Regions from separate parts of the Homo sapiens genome. Here region 2 is linked to region 1. A link is a contact called in ENCODE Hi-C or POLR2A ChIA-PET data. All regions are on one chromosome and are shown on one strand. Each heading gives the region's core, a stretch centred on a gene start or an enhancer-like site at or near the end of the contact. The rest is flanking DNA. Distances are from core to core; before and after follow the strand shown. Region 1 overlaps NAT10 (N-acetyltransferase 10). Region 2 overlaps ABTB2 (ankyrin repeat and BTB domain containing 2).

Region 1 (7,742 bases), core at 4,369-6,868:
CCCCTGCCACCACGACTGCTGCCACCCGGAGTTCCCCCATTGTCTTTGGTGCCTGGGCTTCCAGAGTCCCTCCCATCAGGACTACCAGCTTGCTCAGTTAGCAGCAGAGGGCAGTTCCCCAGCTTGATGGTTTCTGAGCTAAGTCTGGCATGGAGGGGCAAGGGGTAGGGGATGGGGTGCTGTGTAGGAATGGCCTCAGCTCTTGTTTTGCTGCTGGTTTTAGGGGCCAAAGTAAATGGGTGGATTCTGGAACCTCAGGCCTAGACTAGGTTGCCTTTGTGGGGGCGATGAAGCAGAGTCCCCTGGTCAAGTCTCTCGGCTCCTTTAATGTAGGATTGAGAGCTGGGCAAACAGGTCCCACTGGGGACTGTGACTCTTGGAGATTAAAGGACAGGGCATTGATGGAAGGTAAGGGCCAGGAGAAGAGGCCTTTCTGCTGTGTCCCCTCACGGCCTTGCCCTCGAATTCTGCAGGCCCTGGGCTCCCCTGACACCTGTCATATTTATGGACCAGACACTGGGGCAGCATCAGGCACAGTCTGTCTGGGTGCAACTTCTTCAGCTGTCTGGCCGCACCTTAAAAACTATTTATTCACCAAAAGCCCCAGGCATTTCAGAAGGTGGCACTCAGGTCACCCTGAAAAGCCCCCAGGGGCTTGCAATTCTGGAAAATATTTTGACTAGCTGCTTGGCTGGATGTACAAAGAAATAGGCATTATTTTATTGCTGTAATATTGTATGATACTTTAACTGTACAATAATGTTGTCACTTACTGTAAATGTACTATGGTTTTATTAACAATAAACACTCATTAACAATGACCTTGGCCTCACTGCTCCTGGTAGAGGGTTACTCAGAGTTCAGAACTGGGGAGGAGCCCCTTAGGACCAGGAAGAGATCCCAGAGCTAACGCTGTTACTCAGGTCTCCCCCCTCTCAGAGCCAAGACCCTACCAAAGCCATTGCTGTGGCCACCCAGCACTCGCCTCTCTCCAGAAACGAAGCCTGGATCCATTCCTCACCCGCCCACGCTCACATTTAATTAAGCACATGTGTGCCACTGAGCTGGACAGACACCAAATGACTGAGGAATATGACACTATCAGGCTTTCCTGATCTCCACTCCCATCCCCTCCACGGCCCTTTATGTGGGAGCTATTTTGGGGGTTGTCTTCAGAGGCACATCCCCAAATGGCACAGCCCACCAAAGTGGCAGCAGGGCCTCCTTCACCCAGGCCTGACCTGGCCTGATTGATTTGAGGGACCTATCCCTGGGTGACTGCTGCCCCCAGGCCCAGCTAAGCTAAGCTGGCTGTACCACCACAAGGCCACTAGCAGAGGTAATGGAGGGAGATGGTGAGGCGCCGACTCAGGTCCAAGAGTGTACTGGAGTTATGGCTGTAGTTTTAGGTGCAAAGTTCAGGCACAAATATAAGTTTTTAAAACATTCCCTGCCAGTTAGCTGGGCATAGTGGTGCACATCTGTATTCCCAGCTGCTCAGGAGGCTGAGGTGGGAGGATCACAGAGCCCAGGGGTTCGAGGCTGCAGTGAGCTATGATCACCCCTGCACCTCAGCCTGGACAACAAAGCAAGACTCTCTCTCAAAAAAAAAGTCGCCTGCCTGCCTGCCTGAAACAGGTATAGAAATTCCTAAGGTCACTGAGAACCTGAACCAAAGTGGCTGTGGGTCAGTGACCGGCCGTGACTCAGGCGTTAGGGGAACGACATAAAGATCCCAGTCCCTGGCAAAGCCCAATTCCAGCAGGAGCTGCGCAGGGCAGCTCGAGGCCCAGCCTGGGGACCTGTGGCCGCACAGACCCATGGTGCCCTCTGGGGGCCACTAGGAGGGGGCGCACTCCCCCACACCATCTTCCTGTGCAGTGGCCCAAGACGGTGGTGGAGCGGGCTGTCCGTCCCCAGCACTTGCCATTCAAAGTGGCTGCCCTTCATGGGTCTGTGTCCAGCGTCCCCACAAGTTCCCCCATCCCTGCAGGACATGCCTTGGTCCGTACCCAGCCTAGAAAGCAAGATCTAGTTGCATTCTGGCTCCAGATGAGGGATCCACCATTTCCTCTCTTGAGAGGGTGAGTGGGGGGTTGAGAGAAAGTGGAGGTAGGAAGGAGGGAGCGGGCCCCTTGGAGCCTGTGGGTAGCAGGAATACATTTTTGAATAAACATTTAAAATTAAAATAATTACCAAAAAAAAGCAGACATGCTTCCAAGGGGCTAGGACTCAAACAGAAATGATCACTTACCCAGGCAGCTGGACCTCCTAATTCCGGGCCACTGCTCACGGCCTGCCCTGCTCCGCCTGCTATGAGCAGCCACAGGCAGGCTTGGGGGAGTTACCCTCTTACTGGAGCCCTTGAGGACCCAGGTGCTGTGAGCATGGGTTGCATCTACAGGGATTTCACTCGGCTCCAGTGGGTCCACAGGCAAGCATAAGCTGGCGCCTTAGCCGTCTCCAAAGAAAACACCTCTCCAGAGGTGGCAGGTACCAGTCTGCTCCTGCACCGACAGGGCTAACACTGAGATTGTCCTTTTTGAGGCTGTCTGGTTTCTTTCCTGCATTCAAATCTTCTCCTGAAGCTTTCCTTTAGGCTCTCGGCCTGGAAGGCCAGTTATCCTTTTCCACATTAGTCCCCGTGCCAGATACCAGGTGGCTAGAGCTTTCTCAACGGAACCAGCCCAAGCAGGAAGCCCCGGCCTCTCCCTTTCAGGCTGCCTTTCAAGTCCGCTTTGCAGGATCCAGATGATGTTTAACTGGAACCAATTGTTTGTAGAATCAAGGGCATGCCCCCTCAGGGGCAATCCCCTGAAATTGTCTATTCCAGCCCAAGGGGCTTCCGACCCCACCCCCTCCTCCAGGCCTGCAGAATGGCTGCGGGTGTTGTAACAGGCCTCAGATAATGAGTCTACATTTTTCCAAGGTGACGGTCACTTATTTCTGCCCCTCCCCCACCTCCCAGCCTCAGCGGCCCCCTTTGTGTCCCGTCTCCTGGTCATCCGGAGTCCTCCGGGACTTCCGGGCCAGATGAGCAGTGGAAGCACTGAAGCAGGCCGGCATTAGCCCCGCCTGGCGAGGGGGTATGGGGGGTGACCATTTAGTAACCTTCTTTGTTCAGGCTTCTTCAGGCTCTTCCCCTTCTGGTGACAGCACTCATGGCTGGCCTATCTGAATTCATTTCGCAAGTGACATTTCCTAAGACAGCCAAGCTTTACAGATGTCACTCTGTCTGGGGGCCAGATGGTGAGGTGTGGGGGAGACATGCCTTTTCAGGTTTGAAGGAGAACCCAAGATCATGACCATAAAATGCAAAGACCCAAGCGTGTGTTTAGGAACACACACTTTGCAAATAAAGAGGCCTTGTCCAAGGATACAGAGATATTATACAGAGCCAGACAAGTCTGACTGCAAAATGCATGCTCTTCGCTGGCCAAGGGAGACTCCTTTTCTAGCTTAGGTTGTGGTTTTATAACATGGCCAGTCCTGGCCAAGTGTGGTGGCTCATGCCTCTAATCCCTATACTCTGGGAGGCCCAGGCGGATCACTTGAGGCCAGAGTTCCAGACCAACCTGGGCAACATATTGAGACTCCATCTGTACATAATTTTTAAAATTAGGCAGGTGTGGTGGTGAGCACCTTCCCAGCTGCTTGGAAGGCTGAGGTGGGAGAATGGCTTCAGCCCAAGAGTTCAAAGCTGCAATGAGCTATGATTGAGCCACCGCACTCCAGCTTGGGCAACAGAGCAAGACCCTGTCTGTTTTCAAAAGAACACCACAGCTAGTCCTTATTGAGTATTCTTAGAGCTGGCATGTAACTGAACTTGAGCGGCTCCTCTAGTTAGATCTGATGAGTGCCCAGAACCCAGAGGCACTTGCTATGTGCCAGGCACTGTTCTAAACGTTTCCCATTCTACCCCACCCACTTCTCACCACAGTCCCGTGACGGAGGTGCTATTCCTACCACTCAAATTTTGCAGAAATGGACCTGAAGGGCAGGTAGGATGAAGTAACCTGCCCAAGGCCACGGTGAGCGTCAGGGCAGAGCAGTCTACCTCCAGAGCCCTCACCTTGCACCCCAAAGCAGAGCCAGCCGGGGAGACTTTGAGGGTAGAGACACTAAACAAAAGCTTCCTTACCTGTAGGATGATATGCCTGGACAACTTGCACAGTCCCATCCAGCTCTGACCATTTGAGCATGTGACTCTGCTTCTGGCCACGGTCTAAGAAAACCCTCTTTGAAAGGCAGGTTCAGGCACCCACCTGAGAAAATAAATAAAAATTATTTTCATGCCCCCTCCCTGCCTCCAGCAAAATTTCCTACAGACCTAACAGAGGTCTGTGGCCAGGAAACTTCAGTCCCAAGAAACGAAAGACCCCTAGGCTCATGTCCTGACAGCCTCGGTGACAAGCCTCAGCAGCCCTAGGGTCGCATACAGAACCTGCTCTTCTCCCTGTGGGGACGAGTCCTAGGAGCTGTATATGAAATACCCTTAGGCTGAGAAGTTACCGTTTCCTTCCCTGTCCTTCTCTGAACCTAGACAACATATCGGGGCTGCAGACTCATTAGCCTGGATACCATTAAACAAACATACCAAAGTATGTGTAAAGCCACCAGGTTACCTCTGTTCCCAACAAATGGAAGGGACCAAGTGACCTGGAAGGAGCTGGGAAGGAAATGAGGCAGTTCTAGCTGGCTTCCAGCCACCACACCAAGCCCCTCGAGGTGACCATAGCCACCTGCCACTTCTCCCGCAGACTCCTGGGCTGGGAAGCCCTAGACACACTGCTCACCTTTGACCTTGATACCAACACCTTCCAAATTCCACCAGGCAGCCAAGACCCACCAGAAGAAACGTCCAGGTGCGTGGATTTCAGAACACTCACAGGCAGCTGATCTTTCTAGAATGTTATTTATTAAAAATAGATTCTCTATCCTTCCCCTCACCCCTGCGAGCAAAGTGGCCTTTCCCAACATCTTTTCCCAAATGGATGAAACAGGTCTTGAGGACGCAGATGTGGCATTCTACATAAACTACAGGATCAGGCTTTTCTGGGACAGTGGGTCTGCTGGAGCCAAGAGTGGAACAGCACAAGACAACATCAGCAAACCCTGGCGCACCTAACCGCGGGCTGCCATGGATGCCGGGACGGACTGGAGTTCCTCCTGCTCCAGGTACAAGTCCACAAAGAGAGACCCAGCGGCCCAGCAGCAGCCTCCTGGGCACCACCAGAAAGCGATGTACTTAAGGGCCTCAGGCGGTCGAGAGGCAACGTGGCTTCCACATGTGTGGGAATGAGACTAAAAAGCTGGCTCAAAGCAAAATATGAACTTATAGGAAAGGAGGGCCCTGGACTGGGCAGGAAGAGAGAGACTCGTGGCAATTCTAGAGATGGCAGTGCCCAGCCATCAAGTTCTAAAGAGACCCATTTGGGAGTGACTCTGCCTTTAGCCAGGTTGAGCTCACAGACACACAGGCCCAGAGGCCGAATTCGCGGCCAGCTTCCAGGTGTGCCGGGGCCTCTCGTTGCTTTTAACAGTCCAGCCAGAGAGGGTTCAGTTAGTGAGAGTATCTTCCCATGATCAAACACAGATGCCCGAGTTTCTCTTCACTATTTCTTCCGCTTCAGTTTCATATCTTTTTTGTTCTTTGTCTCTCTGTTCTTCAACTTCTTGCTCTGTTTGGGTTCTTGTTTGGCCTCTAACTTCCTTTTCTTGTCACTAGAGAAAAATCAAAAATAGAAAGAATGAAATATGTACAGATCTGAACATCTGAGACTGCTTTAAGCTTGCTTTGCTTTGTCAAAAAGGGTTTCCACCGTCTGAAACTTGATGTAGGCCACCCAATTGGACATTAATGTTCTCTGCAAACCTATTAGGGGGCAGGCATTGTGCTGGGGCTGGGGACACACCATACAGACCAGCTCCTGCCCTGAGCCAGCTCTTAGTCTGTGGAAGAACAAATCTCGATCTTAACACCTGAAATCCGGGTTCTCCTCAGGGTGCAGTACACTCTGCTCCCCTCTCCCAAGACAGACCTAAGGCACCACAAGGATTCCCCACCACCACTCTCACCACTGCAGTGACTCTGGAAACTAGACATATTCATCCCAATGACCCTGAAGACAGTCCTTAATACAAGGCATGAGACTCCAAGGAAAACCCTGCCATACTTTCTGATGTGCTACTATTATTTTATTTTTCCTATATGAGAAGAAGAAAACCCAAACAACAGTAACTCAGGTGACACCCTGCGACCAGCCCCTGGATTCTTCATTGATATCCTGGCATAGGAATCACTCAGCAAACGGCCACCTGCCATTAAGAAACTTACAGGTTAAATTTTGCTCTGGGAACAAATACTTCCCTATAAGGAGACCGTGAAGAGTTCAGTCCAGAGACCATTAACATCATATGAATGAAGTACCTCTCAAAGGAAGAAAAAGAAAGGCCTCAGAGGACTTAATGATAGCTACCAGTATTTTTAGCTCACAAAGTTCAAGCTTTCACATTTACTCAGAGCCATCAAGCACATGAACAACCACACAACACTGGTTTGTTGGGCTCGAGAGGCTTCTCACTACCAGCAATGGCCAAACAAATGGCAGGAAAGGCCAAGCTCTGCAGAGTGAGGAGCTGAGGCCGTCTCCACAGCAAGCATGCTCCCCGGCCTTTTGTTCCAGTCAAAGCCACCGTGCTCAAGGCCAAAGCCATCATGGGCCCTGTGCTACATTTGCCATACTGTACAAAACAGAGACAGGTCACACTGACAGTGGGCTTCTGTGCTGCACCACAAAGCATCTGGGAAATGAGGCCGGCATCGATGCTGGATCCTTCAAGATGCCACAGTGACTAACGGAGACTCTGGAAGACAGTACCTGATTTCTGGGATCTATAGTTCCTAGAGACACAAGGTTTCCTCTTCCCGAATGTTTCCAAAATATAAGCTTTTAAGGAAACCAATAAATAGGGGATTGCCAAAATCTCACCCTCCCCATCAACCCCCAAATCAGCTGTGAAAGCCTCAATTCCAGTGGCTCTGGGCAGGGGAGGCCTCATTGTACTCCCAGGGAAAACTGATGAAGGTTCCAGCCTAAGTTATTTACAAATGCACCACTCTGCAGATAAGAAGCTTGGAGTGAAGATTTTCAAAGAGTGGTCTAGGGACTGCTGGGGTCCCTAAGACCCTTTCAGGTGTCCACAAGGTCAAAATGTATTTGGATTAGTATGAAAACAGTTATTTGCCTTTTTTCATTTTCATTCTCTCACAAATATTCAGTTTTCCAGAGAGTATAAGATATGACAGCAAAATAGTGTCAGTGAAGACACAGACATTAGTATCCGGCTGCCTTCTGTTAAGCCAGATATTGAAGAGATTTGCAAAAATGTAAATGTAAAACAATGCCACTCTTCTCACCAAAATTTTTATGAAAAAGAGTATTTTTCAAAACGACTGAGTCCGTTATTACTGTGAACAAATGAATTTTTTTTAAATTTCTCAGTTTTTCATTTATTTTCTTTTTAAAATTTTTTTGCAGAGACAGGGTCTGCTATGTTGCGCAGGTTGGTCTTGAACACCTGGGCTCAAGCGATCCTCCTACCTCGGCCTCCCAAAGTGCTGAGATTACAGGCGTGAGCCACTGCACCTGGCCAGTTTTTCATTTCTAATATGGGAAATTTCCATAGATATAACCAACAAAAGTCCTTTGGGGACCTTAATTGTTAAGAGATAAAGGAAC
Region 2 (7,742 bases), core at 2,751-5,250, 100 kb before region 1:
ATCCGATTCAGCTTGAGCCAGATCTCTGAATTTCAGTTTTCTCATCTGTAAATGGCATAAATGTGCTCTGTTTGCTTGTTGTGAACATTGAATGATATGGTATGGATGGAAGTAATTTGTGCAAAATTTGGCTTTATGCCTTTGTTGTCCGGTATAGTACCCACTAACCATATGTGGCTATTTACATTTAAATTAATTAAAATAAAATCAGGGCTGGGCATGGTAGCTCGCACCTGTAATCTCAGAGGTGTGAGGCTGGCAGATCACTTGAGGTCAGGAGTTTGAGACCAGCCTGGCCAACATGGTGGAAACACTGTCTCTATTAAAAATACAAAAATTAGCCAGGTGTGGTGGCAAGTGCCTATAATTCCAGCTACTCGGGAGGCTGAGGCAGGAGAATCGCTTGAACCTGGGAGGTAGAGGTTGCAGTGAGCCGAGATCATACCACTGCACTCCAGCCTGGGCGATAGAGCAAGACTCTGTCTCAAAAAAAAAAAAAAAAAAAGTTTCTAATATTCACTGGCCTTATTTTAAGTGCCCAAAAACCACATGTGGCTAGTGGCTACCATATTCAGCAGTACCACCATACATGAATGTAAGGAAACAGGTTTTAATAAAAGCTTCCATTGGCCGAGCACGGTGGCTCTCAAATCCCATTACTTTGGGAGGCTGAGGTGGGAGGATCACTTGAGCCCAGGATTTGAGACCGGTCTGGGAAATATGATGAAACTTCCTCTCTACAAAAAAAGAAAATACAAAAATTAGCCAGGTGTGGTGGCACATGCCTGTAGTCCCAGCTACTTGGGAGGCTGAGGTGGTAGGATCGCTTAAGCCTGGGAGGTTGAGGCTGCAGTGAGCTGTGATCATGCCACTGCACTCCAGCCTGAGTGATAAAGTGAAAGTCTGTCTCAAAAAAAAATCAAAAAGCTTCCCTTTATTTCTCGGTGTCAGAAAGAACACGAGTTTATGAGTTTACAGTCATGGAAGAGATTCTGCAGTACAAATGGGGGTAATAATACCTTCCTTATGGTGTTGTTGTGAGGATTTAATAAAATAGTGTCTGCAAAGCATTTGACTCAGTATCTGGCCTTGATAAGTGCTCAAGTGACTTAAGTCGTTTAAGTCATGACTTATTAAGCTGTGGGTACTGTTACACTGCCACTGCTGTACCACATAGGAAACTACAAATCTACATGGCCAGTGCTCTCACGGTCCACCTGGGGAGAGACCCACGAACTTCACTGAGGGAGGATTGGAGAGGGGGACATGGTAGTTTTAAGCTCAAGGGCCAAACAAGGAAGTTTTCTCTTCAGTGCCCTGCATACCAGAGAAAGATCCCTTCCTTGGGAGAATGAAGAGTTTTGCTCCCTTCCAGCAGGTAATGAAGGAGGAGAGGACACTGTGCCCAGGCAGGAAAAAGCAGCAATAACTACAGACATTTTGCTTCCTCTGTGGCTCCCTGGTAGGTTCCCCTGAAAAAAAAATTTTTTTTTTTTTTTTGAGACGGAATCTCGCTCTATTGCGCAGACTGGAGTGCAGTGGCACGTTCTCTGCTCACTGCAACCTCCGCCTCCCGGGGTCAAGGGATTCTCCTGCCTCAGCCTCCCGAGTAGCTGGGATTACAAGAGTGTGCCACCATGCCTGGCTAATTTTTGTATTTTTAGTAAAGATGAGGTTTCACTATGCTGGCCAGGCTGGTCTTGAACTCCTGATCTTGTGATCTGCCCGCTTTGGCCTCCCAAAGTGCTGGGATTACAGGCATGAGCCACTGTGCCCAGCCTTGAAAGCAGGAATTTAATTAATTTAATGAGTGGGGCTGGCTTCTCAGAGCTGTGCAGGTCTGTCTGCAACAGGGCAGGGGCCACAGGAGTTGCCGACATGAACAGTGCTCCCTGTCACTCTGAAGGAAGAAGAGAGAAGAATCCCAGGCCTCTAGTGTGTCTTCTGGCCCAGGTGAGGCCTCTGGGCCTGTGGAGATGGCAAGTGACCCAGGGACGGGTGTGAGATGGGAGAAGGGGGTGGAGATTCTCCCAGACTCTCCTGTGCTTTCCACCTGGAGGAGCTGGGGCTTCTGGTGTGGCATAGAGCAGCCTTGCCATCCTCTGGGAGGAGCATTGAGGAGATCACTTGGACTGAGCCTTTCCCAGGTGGAGATGGGGATTTGCTGGAAAACAGAAGAGGGGACCTAGGGGCTAGCACACGTAGGTTTCTCCACCAAGGGCAGCTGCCAAAGCAGCTCTTCCTCCTGGGGGTGGAGGGGTGGAATCGGGCCCTGAGCCATGTGCAGGCCAGGTGACAGCCACCTGGGTTGGGCAGGAGAGGCCCAGGTGTCCAAGCTCCCAGGAGGTCCCCCAGCCTCCTCTGGCCCAGCTGGGAGTCCAGTTGGCCCTGGTACTAGGTTAGGGAGGTCTCTGGTGGTTGCACGTTATAAAAACATGTTTGAGTAGAAGGTGGAAAATAAGACAGGAGAGGATTATTTGAAGTAGGGGAGCCCCAGGGCAGGAGAGCTTCTAAGCCTCAGGAAGGTGCTGGACCAGGACCAGGAGGCTGTCTCCCAATCCCCCTCCTGGCCCCACCCTTCCCCCCATTCTCTCTCCCTGCTCTCCTCTCTTTCAGGCAGGTTGGAGGGTTGGGGGAGTGGCACAGGAGATGCCCTAGCACAGGTTAGGAATCTAGTCTTTCTCTTAGGGTCATGCCCAGCGGTGGTGGGGAGGTCATGATGTCCAGATGGCACTCTCCCCCTGTGACTGAGGAGGGCTGGTTAAGCAGTGGTCATTATCAGCTGCCTGGATGCTCCAAAGACACCTATTCCTAAAGGGAAGTCAGCCCCAAGCCAGGGAAGAGATGGGGCCAGTCCAAAGAAAAGGCTGATAGGAAGTGGGGAGATGCGATGGTTCAGGAAGAGGCTCGTGCATCTGGCCTCCTCGCTGTCACTCCTGCCACGGCTTTCCCAGGCATGGAGTCGTGGGGCTCTGGCCAGCTCTGGTGTGGGGGCTCATGCTGTGTCAGGTGACTTCCTTTCAGCTCAGCCTCATGAACCCCTGGAGCATGAACTCCGAACCACCATCCGGGCCTTGCTGTGAGTTTTGCAGCTTTCATGAAACTCTCCTCTTCCCTGGGATTGCAAGCCCCTGGGTGGAGGGGATGGGAGTGGGGTGGGGCTGACTTTGGCAGCTTAGATCCCTGAGTGCCCTAAACACTGTGACTCCCAGGATGGGACTGGGTGAGGAAAGTCTCCTCCACTGGCTGCAGATTTCCAGTGAGCACAAGAGGAAAACAATACCAGGAATGATTTGGATCTTTTTCTATCGTTCAAGCTCCTGTTTTTTTAGTCTGCGGTGAATCACTCCTCATGTCTCTGTAGATAGCCTCACATTCTGCTTTAGTTGTTTCCTGAGGAACAGTTGTGTCCTCCACTCCATTTTAACTTTCTTTACTGTAATTCCTTATATCTGTGTAGTGCTCTGACTTGAAGAACATACTCACCTTTTTGCATTGCACCTGGTCCCAGCAAATAAAAAAAAGTTCAGGAGTCTTACACAAATGCACGTCAGATAATGAGAGAAAGTAAAGAACCCTCCATGTACTCTCTTATAGCTCAGAGAGTGCGCGGCTTCCCCCAGCATAGCTGACATCCTGCTGGGCATGGCATGGACACCGGTCAACAGTTGGCCCAGGGGAAGGAGGAGGACAGGGTCCCTTTAACAGAGCCAGCCACCCTAGCATTTCACTGGTGCCTGAGACAGTGTCGGGAGCTGTGTTTCTGGCTGTATTTCTCTGTGTGGTCCCCCTTTGGAGATGAGCCCCGCCTCTTCCCCTGGGGCTGTCACTCAGCCAGAGCAGAATCAGTGTCAGCGCTGTCTGAGCAGGCTCCTTGCCTGTCACTAAGGCATGATTCACAGCTGAGTGATGCCCTCTGAAATCAGGGTGCAGAGCCCACGCCCATGGGCAGCCTCACCCGCTCTATTTTGGTGTTGGTTGTCACAGAATATGGGAGGAGCCATTCTCCTTGCCTCTGAGAGGCTCCTCCTACTTCCCCTTTACAACAGCCAGGCCAGCCCCTATTAAGAAGCCAGGGTAGAAGATTTATCTCTTAGCCCACCAGCTTCTACCTGCCAACTCCATGGGTGTAGCCTGAGAGATCAGAAGGAGGAGTAAATATAGGGGTAAAAACACATGTTTGATGGCAGACAGACCTGGATGTGAGTCTTGCTTTGCCTTTAACTAGCTGTGCTTCCTTGGGCAAGTTACTTAACCTCTCTGAACCTCGGTTTTCTCATATGTAAAATGGCAATGATGGTTTCTACCCCCCTAGTTATTCTGAGGATTAAATAGGCAGAAGGTAATTTGCAAAGTGCCTTACACACCTGGTAGGATCTCAGTAATGGCAACTTTAGCTTTATTAGAGGGAGCAGAGCATTTGTAGCCGCAGAAAGAAGTTTGGGGTTGGTGCTCTCTCTCTCAGGGAGGGAAACTTAGTGAAGGCTTCTGAGGATTGGGAGGAATTGCTCTGGAGACTAGAATGATGAAGCGTCTTTCTGCCATGTCTGTTCACTTTCCACATGCATCGCTCCTCTTTCAGGATGAAGTTTTATCTCTGTTTCTGCAGAAAGCTTATCCTAGGGTTTGTTTGAAAAATTGTTGCAGTTGGCCACAACCCTGCCATTTGATGTCAATAAATTCCACTTGTTTTCTCCCATGAGAAACTAAGCTATTTGGGCAAGGAAGGAAGAGATTTCAAGATTCACATTTATCGTCACTTTGTTGAGCAAGTATTTATTGCATATGCACTACATGCCAGACATCTTCATGGGTGCTGGGGATGATTCCCTGGCCCTACAGATTGCAGTCTGGTTGTACTAGAGGACTCTTATGGCCCCTTAAGAAGAACTGGGGAGTCTTCATTTGCCCCTGCTCTTGCACTGAAACCTTCAATGTCTACTTATTGCCAGAAGATACAAGGTCCTTAATGCCTAGATACCCTCAGCCTCCATCTACCTTGCCAGCCTTCCCTCCTCTGTGCTCTTAGAACACCCAGCTCTCCAAGACCCCTGTTCTTTCAGTTCCAAGGCAGCTTGTGCTTTTCTGCCTTGGCTCCTCCCTAGAATCCCAACTCCTATCAATCTTTGCCTGAGTTTCCCAGCTCTATCTTCCAGGACCAGCTCAAGGTGTCACCAGATCCCCAGGGATGCTTTTATAGTCACTGAGCACCATTGGGGTTATTCTGCCAGAGCCATGTAGACCACTCTATACCAGCAAGGTCTCATTTCACAGCCAGGCCACAAGCTTTGTGAGAACAGGACTGTGAACTGGGCTTCTTCAGCCCTCCTGATGTTATAGAGTGATGGATGCTGAAGAAATATTTACTTAGCTAGGCATGGTGGCACATCTGTAGTCCCAGCCACTCAGAAGCTGTGGCAGGAGGATCACTTGAACCCAGGAGTTCAAGGCTGCAGTAAGCTGTGATTACACCACGGCACTCCAGCCTCGGCAACAGAGCAAGACTCTAACAACAAAGAAAAGACATTTCATATATTTACTTAACTGGGACAAAGCTCCGAGTTAGATGTTCAAGTGGGGTAGTGGGGTCAAGCTCAAATGACCTCCCCCTTTCTGGAAGGTCATGAAATGACCTGCCAGGAGGCCTGCCCTCTTGTAAACATTCTAGGCCCTATTGTACTAGAGGATATTCCCCAAGTGCTTTCTACTATTTGAGAAGCCTTGGTGGGGATATTCTTGTCAAAGCTACTTTACGGCTGTTGCTTTTGTAGAACCTGCAGCCAGCTCTGGATATTTTTATGTGAAGCTATTATTTCACCACTTCTTGCCAACTTTTTCATTAATACATATATCGTCCTACACTGACCACAGTTGCAGTTCAGGGCCAGATTCTGAAGCTTGTCCTTAAAGGCATGAGCTTCAGTCATTGATTCAGTGGTGGTCCCATTGACCCCAGCTCCCCTCAAGGCTGCGCATTCACGAGGGTGCAAGTCATGACCACTTGCAAATTCATGTTGCGAGTGTCTTTCATTTTGTTTGTTTGTTTGAGACAGAGTTTCGCTCTTGTTGCCCAGGCTAGAGTGCAATGGCACGATCCCGGCTCACTGCAACCTCTGCCTCCCTGGTTCAAGCGAATCTCTTGCCTCAGCCTCCTGAGTAGCTGGGATTACAGCATGTGCCACCACGCCCGGCTAATTTTGTATTTTTAGTAGAAACAGGGTTTCTCCATTTTGGTCAGGCTGGTCTTGCATTCCCTACCTCAGGTGATCGGCCCGCCTTGGCCTCCCAAAGTGCTGGGATTACAGGCGTGAGCCACCGCGCCCGGCTGTGGTATGCCTTTATGCAGTGTGTGATAGTTTTCCTGTATTTACTAGACATCAGATTGTGACTGCTCCCATAGATTTGGCAGTTGAAATACCCACAACCTCAATGTGTCCTGCTTTGAAAAGTTGTATGTTTGTGTTCACTTATGAAAACCACACTTGTGAACTAATTAACTTGTTTTACGTTCTTAAGGAAGCTGAGGGGAGGGTGTTATGACCACATCAAAGGCCCAAACAGTACCTTTGGTTTTCCTCTGAAGGCAGAATCACCCCTGAAATGGATCAGGCTGTAATCCACTTTACTTTCTGCTTTTTAAATTCCTACTTTCAGTAATAGCCTTCCTGGTTTCTAGGAATGTAGAATGGAAATGAAGTCATAATTAAAGGTAGTAAGGAAGGGTTTTTTTTGTTTGTTTGTTTGTTTGTTTAATAGGAAACTGGTAGTTAACCCTTTAAAAAATGAACAGAGGCCAGGTACAGTGGCTCATACCTAGCACTTTTGGAGGCTGAGATGGGAGGATCACTTGAGGCCAGGAGCTTGAGACCAGCCTGGGCTACAAATGAGATCCCCCACCCTCTACAAAAAAATTAAAAATGTGCTGGGCATGATGGTGCAAGCCTCCCCTAGCTACTGGAGAGGCTAAGGTGGGAGGATCACTTGAGCCCAAAGGCTGCAGTGAGCTATGATTGTGCCATTGCACTCCAGCCTGGGTGACAGGGCAAGACCCTGTTTTTTTTTTTTTTTTTTTTTTTTTTAAGAAAAATTATAGATAAGTAAATTGAATGATTGCTACCTGGTGTTCCCTTTGGGTTTTCCCACAGTGGATCCATAAGCTGAGCAAGGACCTTGCCCACCAGGTGTAGCTATTCTTTCTCCCTGTGCTTGTGTAATACACAGCATATACATGCCTTCTTCCTCGAGTTAAGACATAAATGCCCAACAGATATGTGTCTTTCTCCTTTATGCCTCTGAACCGATTTCCTCATGTACAAAATGGTGCCGATAATTACTTTTCTCATAGAGTTGTTTAAATGTTTTCTCATAGGAGGTTTAAATGAAATGGTACATGTGAAGTGCTTAGCAGAGTATCTGATTTGTAGTCAATGCACAATCTGTATCAGCTATTGCTATAATTGGTGGTGTCATTGGTTTGCTAAGATTTCTTGGCCTGCATTTTGGCCCTGGCTGGGCCTTGACTCCTCAATACATGTACAGATGCTCCTTGACTTAAGATGGGGTTATGTCCAGATAAGCCCATTGTAAATTGAAAATATAAATCAAAATGCACTTAATACACCTAACCTACTGAACGTCATAGCTTAGCCTAGCTTACCTTAAACATGCTCAGAACACTTACATTAGCCTACAATTGGACAAGATCATCTAACCCAAAACCTATGTTATAATAAAGTGTTGAA

Evidence for each region. A loop is a pair of places that touch in the nucleus more often than their neighbours do. ChIA-PET counts read pairs that join two places held with the same protein, here RNA polymerase II (POLR2A). Pooled maps may share reads with other maps.
Region 2: a map of DLD1 shows a loop between it and region 1 (6-fold over the local background). The contact joins two enhancer-like sites. A Hi-C loop is called at or near these places in 1 of 168 maps with a recorded cell type or tissue (DLD1), 2 of 37 single-sample maps with no recorded cell type and 3 of 50 pooled maps. POLR2A ChIA-PET finds 5 or more read pairs at or near these places in 3 of 52 experiments (OCI-LY7, PC-3 and activated T-cell).

Annotation. Positions count from the first base shown.
Region 1 is chr11:34,144,066-34,151,807 of GRCh38, reverse strand. NAT10 (N-acetyltransferase 10) reads right to left here. Exons shown (of 29, transcript NM_024662.3): 29 at 4,900-5,724. The coding sequence ends at 5,616. ABTB2 (ankyrin repeat and BTB domain containing 2) reads left to right here. Exons shown (of 17, transcript NM_145804.3): 17 at 1-821. Among named protein-coding and RNA genes, the nearest start is that of NAT10, 42 kb to the right of the region's middle. RefSeq lists enhancers at 1,359-1,888, 6,198-6,367, 6,598-6,837. Within about 2 kb of position 5,618, at least 3 of the 41 ENCODE cell types and tissues checked have a DNase peak (open chromatin) inside an H3K27ac peak, as active enhancers do.
Region 2 is chr11:34,247,434-34,255,175 of GRCh38, reverse strand. All of the region lies in intron 1 of ABTB2 (ankyrin repeat and BTB domain containing 2), which reads left to right. Among named protein-coding and RNA genes, the nearest start is that of ABTB2, 110 kb to the left of the region's middle. RefSeq lists a silencer at 3,700-3,994. Within about 2 kb of position 4,000, at least 13 of the 41 ENCODE cell types and tissues checked have a DNase peak (open chromatin) inside an H3K27ac peak, as active enhancers do.